Regions from separate parts of the Mus musculus genome. Here region 2 is linked to region 1. Evidence: chromatin contacts called from ENCODE Hi-C data. All regions are on one chromosome and are shown on one strand. Each heading gives the region's core, a stretch centred on a gene start or an enhancer-like site at or near the end of the contact. The rest is flanking DNA. Distances are from core to core; before and after follow the strand shown. Region 1 holds the start of Cd101 (CD101 antigen). Region 2 has its middle 3.8 kb from the start of Gm32803.

The links. A loop is a pair of places that touch in the nucleus more often than their neighbours do.
Region 2: a loop to region 1 is called in a map of T-helper 17 cell, with 3 times the contacts of the local background. The contact joins the enhancer-like site here to the promoter of Cd101 in region 1. A Hi-C loop is called at or near these places in 2 of 37 maps with a recorded cell type or tissue (T-helper 17 cell and regulatory T cell).

Annotation. Positions count from the first base shown.
Region 1 is chr3:101,027,505-101,031,444 of GRCm38, reverse strand. It overlaps Cd101 (CD101 antigen), which reads left to right and starts at 1,892. Exons shown (of 9, transcript NM_001167906.2): 1 at 1,892-1,992. The coding sequence starts at 1,950.
Region 2 is chr3:101,298,416-101,302,355 of GRCm38, reverse strand. No RefSeq gene overlaps it. Among named protein-coding and RNA genes, the nearest start is that of Gm32803, 3.8 kb to the right of the region's middle. Within about 2 kb of position 2,000, at least 1 of the 3 ENCODE cell types and tissues checked has a DNase peak (open chromatin) inside an H3K27ac peak, as active enhancers do.

The sequences.
Region 1 (3,940 bases), core at 643-3,142:
CTCCTTTGCAGATGTGCCCCCAATCTGTGATCATCCCACTAAGGAAATAAAGTTTACCTTAAAATACCTTTGTCCTGAAGGTTTTCTTTAACCACTCACTCTCCCAAACAAGACATGTCCTCTACCTCCTGCAACTGTGGCCATCTCCTAGGGGACCTCCCCTACTTTCCCAGCATGACAGTGTGTCATGTTCTCTCCTGTTCACTTCCATCAGGTCCCACTGTCTTGAACAGAGAGGAGAGACTGCACTTTACCATGAGGCTCTCTGACATTTGGTATCTTGTCTTGCAGAGGTGCCTGCAAGGACCTGATGTTTCATCTCTCCGTCCTGCCATTCTTTTAGATGGCCTAATTCAGGAACTCATCATTGGTGAAACAAACAGCTGCAAAAGCCTGTGACCTTTTCTTTACAGCCTTGACTACCTCCCCCACTTTCCAATAATAATATGAATCCAGTTAATCATATGAAACTTTGTTTCCAGGGGGGGGGGGCATGCTGTGTTTCTGCTAAAACTCCCCTGATAGTTCCTCTGTTCTTCAAAATTAAAGCCAGGCTGGCTTTTACAGCCCACTAAGATCTGTTCCAGACAAGCTCTAGACTCTCTTTCTTCATACCAGCCCCAAGTGTCATCAACAGGAAGAGACAGTCAGCAACCCCTATCTACTAGGCTAGAGTATTTCCCAACTGTGCCTGATGCGCTTCTTTTTTTTTTCCCTCTAGTTGTCTCTTTGGCCCAGTACAATCCATCCTGACCTCCCCTCCTGTGCACCAACTTCTTTCTCTGCCTTTATATGTCCCATAGTATGTAAACACATTGTATTGGTGGTCATCTGATTAAAAAGGCATTTCCTGAGGATAAAGGAAAGGTTATGAATATCTTTGTATATGTGCAAGTTGTACCACAACACCAGACATGGGACGACAAAAAAAAAAAGACTGTATGTATGTATGTATGTATGTATGTATGTATGTATGTATGTATGAATGGGATGGATGGATGGATGGATGGATGGATGGATAGATGGCTGGGGTGGGTGGGTGAATGGATGGATGGATATTTGGGTGGATGGAGTGGGTGGGTGAATGGATGGATGGTGAATGGATGAATGCATGGATAAATGGATGAATGGTAGATGGATAGATGGATGGACAGAACAAGCAAGAATCTGCCTGTTACTGTGCCCTGAAACAGACTAAATTATTCCTAATCTGCCTAGGTCTGTGCTGTACCAGATCGCAGAGTCTGAGGCAGTGTCCTCAGGGATGTGATTTTGTCTTCTAGGTCTCGACCACTCAGTTACCCCGGGTTCAGTGCCAGTAGCTGCATGGAGGCACACTTCTGCTATCCTTGATCTCCAGACCCACCCTGGGAAGATAAACATCAACTCAGAGTCTGCTGGTGGTGATGATGGGAGGTGATAGCCATTGAACACTACTGTGGACCAAATACTGTTCTAAGTGCTTAAACCAATGACATTTTTTTTTTTGCAATCCTGGGGGTGGTGGTATCACACAGCTGATAACAGACTACACCCCACACTTCAGACAGCCTGCCTCTGGGACCTCCCATTTTTATACCTCATGGGGCCCCCCGAGTTCATGGATTCCAGGGGCTCCTCTCATGCTTCCTCCCTCAAGAAGGGAGCAGAACATTTCTCGATTTTTTCATTCACTCAGATTTCTGAAATTCCTTCCTCTTTAGGCAGGAGGAGCCCCAGGGTCTCCTTCATCTGTATGGGTTTCCTTCACCGTGAAGATAACTCCTTACTTCATACCCAAGTCTAAGTGACTGTAAATGCAGCCACCTTTGCTTTCTGCAAAGGTCTCTCAGTGGGCTGAAAACCACACCATAGCTTCCTCTTTACCTTTGCTGTGGCAGCACTGAATTTTGTCACTCAGCCTCTGAGCAAGTTCAGTGACGCTGCCCGAAAAAGCTGTGCCGGTCCAGATGGCATGCATCCTGTGTGTGGCATCTCTCTTTCTCTCTCTAAGTAAGTCTTATAACTTTGATGTTTCTACCATACAGGGGCTTGTCATCCAGAGGCTGCTGGGTGAGGGAGCAGGCCAAGTTGGTCTTCACAGGAAAGACTAGGTTATAGATTTCTGACTTTGTGCCAATCTTTTACTTATTGATGACGGTTTTAAGGCTTCCTTATGCATCCTTGTGACTGGGGGCAATGGAAGACTTTGTTATATCCTGGGTACCTATTGTATTTTATTTCAAGCTTGTCTTTGAGCTTTGCATGGCCCTGGCTTTACTTTACCTTCCTGGGCTGAGCATCCCGTGGGAGATGAAGAGGTTTCACTGACACACGAAGAGGCCTCAAGGGTTGCCTGATGTTAGGGTGTAACTAGATGTGTGTGCCTTGTGGATGTGACTTAGGTAGAAGAAAAAGCATTAAGAGTACCGTGTAGTTTAGGTCAAGCTAAAAGAAGGTTCTAGACTTTTTCTGAGAGCTAAAGAGAGAGACAGAGAAGGATCAGAACAATTACTTGGCTCTACTAAAGCCCATATAGGGCCTTTATCTGGCCCAGGGATACTTTTGCATATTTGAAGAGGATGGAAGAAGAAAAACTTGGAGATAAAGGGAAGAAACAGGTGAATTTAGCAGGGAACAAAATAGTTCCTTACCATGTAGAGCAGTTAACAGGCAGGCTGTGTGCCACATACAAAGATCATCTCAGTGTAACTTATAAATGCATATTATAAAATGCATAGGACTATAGTATAAACTGGCCTTATTGAAATAAAGTTATCAAAATATTTTCAGTGCCAATGTGATGGCACCTGTAATCACAGCACTAGTAGAAGCCTAAAGTAGGCCTACCTGAATTTTATAGTGAATAAACAATATTTAAAAATAAATCATAATGTGTTCATTTCCATTCTTATTTATGTGCTATACAACAAGGTCTGGAGGACCATTTTTTAATCACCAAGCTCAGAGAAGTGGTGGGTATGAAGAGAATATTCTAATATGTCTACAAAAATTGCCATATAATATGCAAGTAGCTATGGTTACACGTCTGCATCCATCACTGAAGGGAAATAGGACATTTCCATTGGAGATTAATGAGAATAAAGATTAAAGGGCTTTTTCACCCTGTTTTAAGGACCCTTGAATCCTAACTGTAGGTTGGTTCAAGTTTAAAAGTCTTGGTTCCCAGAAACTGGGTGGAGTTTGTGAAGAGACTGTGGTAGCCGGGATGAGGGAGGAACTGGGCTGAGCTACAATCGGTGTGGCTAAGGCTGTAGCTTTATAAGAAAGATGAAGGGCACGTACCATCCGGCACTAAGGTAGACCAGCAAGCTCTGGTGGAGTTGAACCAGGATCACATCTCAGTGAGCTTATGGGTGAGGATCAGACCTGGGGCCTGAGAAGAAGACAGGAAGCCTGCAAGGGGATGTATTAGGACCACATGCCAGTGACTGGCACCTGCCAGCACCCTGCCAGGTGAAGCATTGATGGACAGCACCTTGGTGGAGCCCTCATGGATTGCTGAGTCTGTGATCCTGCTGAGTCATCTGACTGAGTGTGCATGCATCATATGTGGGCACTGTGCATTTGCTTTGTATGGGAGTGAACTGCATTTATATTGCACAAGGATATAGAAAATTGTACATTCTTGTTCCAATTATTATTATTATTACATTACTAGTTTTCAGTTGTCCATTTGTTTTTGATAAGCAGGTTCAAAGGTCTAGAGGAAGCATCATAACAGTCAAAAATTCAAAAAGGAGAAGATGGTCGCTTTTCCCCACCCACTTCCATGGTTGCCTGACTTGGATTCTGTATTTGTTCTTTCTAGTCTTTGACCCACATTAAGTTCCAGTTTTGCATGGAATCTCAGGTCTTACATGAGACATGCATAAATCAGGAAGTAACTTGAAGCCTGCTGCATTTCATTTTAATTATAGAGAGGAAATGCAGGAAATTA
Region 2 (3,940 bases), core at 751-3,250, 270 kb before region 1:
AAAAAACAACAACAACAACAACAAGCCATAGGTCAATGTTGAACACACTGGTGGAAGTTCAAGGCATATTCTAACAAAACAAGTACGTCTCTGTTCTAGGTTTCAGATGTTGTCTGAGGTCATTCTTATCTTTTGGGCTGGTATATGCTAGCAAACTATTAATTCATTCCAACCTGTGTCACCAATAGTCGAAGGATGTGAGGCCAGAGGTGAGCACTGAATAACTATTAAATGGACTGAAGATAGCCCAATATAAATTAGTCCTGGATCTGTAACATTGCAACTCACCACAATCTCGGGCTTCTAGTCAATTTATCAGCCATATAGAATCCGTTACACAGGTGTGGCTGCCCCACTCTACCCTCCCCAGGAACTTCAGGTCGCATTAGTCTTCTGAGAGAACTTCCAGACAGGTCTGAGCTGACAGTAGACATCTTTAGCACCATATGTGAAGAGCTGAAAATGAAGTCAGAGTAGAATACCAATAGACACGGGAGAACAGAGCTTTGATCTTACCGCCTCCACTCATGTCATGCTTGAGCCCCACCCCTGCATCTCATCCACAGGCTAATCAGGCCAGCACCACCTCTGACCCCAAGCTCTCCCTACATCTGACCTCACCCTCCTAATCCTCCCACTCAAACCCCATAGTAACCTGCATAGGGGTCTCTCTGCCTCTGCCAAGTCAGGCTTGAAAACCTGAAGTCACAGGAGACAGCTACTCTCCTCAGAACCCTAAAGACACTGCAAGAGCAGTACCCCAATCCTCAGCACCTGGCTGCTCCCCTCTGAGCAACTCTCCTAATTCTGCATCCTGTCAGCTCGCTCCATCCCCACTGGCCTCTTAGCTCCTGCCTCAGGACCTTTGCACATGCCATTCTGTCTCTCAGCCATGGTCTCCCACAAGTGGCAGTATGGCTGGCTCCCATTTGCCACATAGGCTTCAGGTGAGCCATTGAGACCATGTCTGCCTAACATGGAACCCTCTTGCCACTCCAACCCTTGGCTTTGCTTCGTCTCTCTAGAACACCTTACCATTACCTGACAGACTCATATTTACATCTGTGTGGCTATACCCACTCATCAGCACCCTTAGAACGTGTGGGCTCGTCTTCTTTGCTAATGAATATAGAAACTTCTAGAACACCTCCTGGCACCAGGCAGGCTCTCAGTAAAGCACCATCAATTGATTGGTTGGGTGAATTAAAGGCTCTTGTCCTTAGTTTGAGTGAGGCATTTTAAACTGGGTTCCTGCCACAGGCAGACAAAAGCATTCCAGTACAGAATTCAGTTAAGATTTGCTTTAAACGTGGGCAGATGAACAGCTTAGCTTTGGCTGGGTTTAAGTGACATCTCCATAGCAGACGCGAGTGCACCTGCCCGGCTGAGTCCCAAGATTCTTATATATCCCTGTTCTCCTTGGATCCTCATGTAGTTTTGCAAGACACACGCGGTCCATGCTGCCTGCCCCTCACGTGACAGGGAACGTGAGTGTGGTCTGGCTAAACAGCAGAGCCCCTGTTGCTTTGTCCCCAGCCCACAGTTCTGTTTCTGCATTTCTATCCACAGTCTCACGGCTTCACCATGTGGCTCTCCCCAACAGCCCGAGGGGAACACAATGAAACCCTGTCGCTTGCAGTCTCTATTTATCTGGCATTTCCAATCCCCTCTCCTCGGAAAGCCAATAACATTCTGAATTTTTCCCACAAGAGATTGTGGGCTCTTTGGGAAGGAGAAAAACAAGCAGATGGTTCTCAGGAAACCGGATCTGTGCTGTGAGATCAAAATTTCCCCTTCTGTAAACCAGCCCTTTGCAGAACGTTCTTCAAACCGCGGACAACAGACCTTCATGTGCTCCAGCCTTAAGTGGCCACGGTATGCGGCAGACTCCTCTGCCAGCCCCTCGCTCCCAGCCAGAGCAGCTTGCCCTTCCTCAGCTAGTCCCCACAGGCCAAATTAGCTCTTGTTTAAGTTCCCTCCCCTTGCCAGCCCCCAGCGGACATGCGCAGGCTTATCTGTTTTCACACGTAATGGATCGAACAGCAGGGGCTTCTTGCTGGAAACTGTTTTCTAGGCTGCAAAAGGCTACAGAAAACCACGAAGCTGCTAACACAGTTCAGAACTTACTAATACACACTTGGCAGGAGCTGGCACAGGATACTGCCCCATGACCATGGAGAGGGACAGATGACAGCTCTCGGTGGTGGTAGTTTTAGGATTGGACCCCTTATCCGGGGACTTTCTGTATTGCTAGTTCTTTTTGATGAGGCTCAGAGATGCACAAGTGGCTTCTACATGAGGTCACAATGTCAAATACTATTGGGGCTCCCTACTGATTCCAAACTAGGATCTACAATAGACCTAAGTCCCATTTTTCTGGTGTTTGTTTGGGAAATCAGGATAATCTATTAAGGAGTAGCTTATGCTGCTTCGTAACCATAAACGATGAAACGGTTTTGTGGACTTTTAGCCACCCCACAGAATGCATCTTTGTAATGGGGAAAAAGGTTGTGTCTGTGCCCACAGTCATAAATCTGCTGTACTGAGCTGAGGCTCAGCTAGAGGTCATGGTCCCTTGCCCCTTGGCTCCGATGCCTTAACCATTGGTAACAGCCTGGTCTCTCTTGAGAGAAAAACAAACCTCAGCACTCAGCCTTGGTCTCAGTATGCCTTCATTTCTGTGGTCTTATTTTATATTGAGTGGTGGAATCCTCCGACTTTTATCCAGGCTGTCTTATTTGTTTGCTAATTTATTCACTTGTCGTTACAGGATTTCTGTAAGACTTGGGGGAATTTCACAGAAAGGAGAACTTAGAGCCCTCCTAGAGACAGGGTGGATGCAAGGTGGGGCTCCCAGGGGTGCAGAGAGACTCAGGGGTTCCCTGGCTTTCCCTTCTTAAGAGGATTTTGAAAGAGCTGAGAACAGAAGCCACCTGCATTATCTGATAACGGGTGTGTAATGGGTAGACGAGAGAAAACAGATGGGAAAGCGCAACTCAAATGGTGGAATGACAGGGGCAGGGCGGCTCGTTTGGTAAAACTCTTGCCCTGTAAGTATAAAGACCTGAGTTTGGTCCTCAGAACCTGGGTGGAAACACTGGTTGTTAATGTGCACTTAATGTCCTGCTCCAGGGAGGGGAGGGGAGGCCTGAGTCTGGCTGGCCAGCAGACTAACTTACTTAAGGAGCTCCGGGTAACGTAGAGACTTTGTTTTAAAGTAGGTAGATGGCTTTCCGGAGGATGGATTCCTAAGAGTTCTCTGGCTTGCACATGTGCATTTAAAACAACCCCCACCTACCCTGTGTGTACACGTGTGTGCATGCACGAGCACACACACACACACACACACACGCACACACACACACACACACACACACGAATCCAGTAGAAGCCAGATGTTTGTTTCTTAGACTGTATAAAAACATGGGATTATAAAAAGCATGAGTTCAGGGAAAGTGTGACTCCAAATCAAACAAGAGGCACGGACATGGTGGATCAAGACTAGAGAAGCAACCCCGAGGACATTGGGCCTCAAGGGGCTGGGGAGAGCACTAGGAACACTGGGTGCTTTTTAGAGGACCTGGGTTTTTTTCCCAGCACCCACATGGTGGCTTATAACAATCTGTAATTCCATTCCATTATCATAGCAGGAATGGAGGGAGGTATACCAGATAGCCCATACCAGACAATGCTGGGTAGAGCCCTTGGTGTGCTGGGGGTAAACTTGTGCCCTACGTCTCAACCAAAGCTGCGTTGAGAAGCAGATACCACCATCCCAGGTGAGACAGATACTGTTCCATCAACCTTGATACAAAGGAAAAGCTAAAACTTAGGTCACACAGCACTTGGAATCCTGAAACCCCAGGGAAAGGGCTCACATAGATACAGACTTTCATTTATTCTTTTGGTGGGGCCAGAGATCAAACTTGAGGCCTTGCAA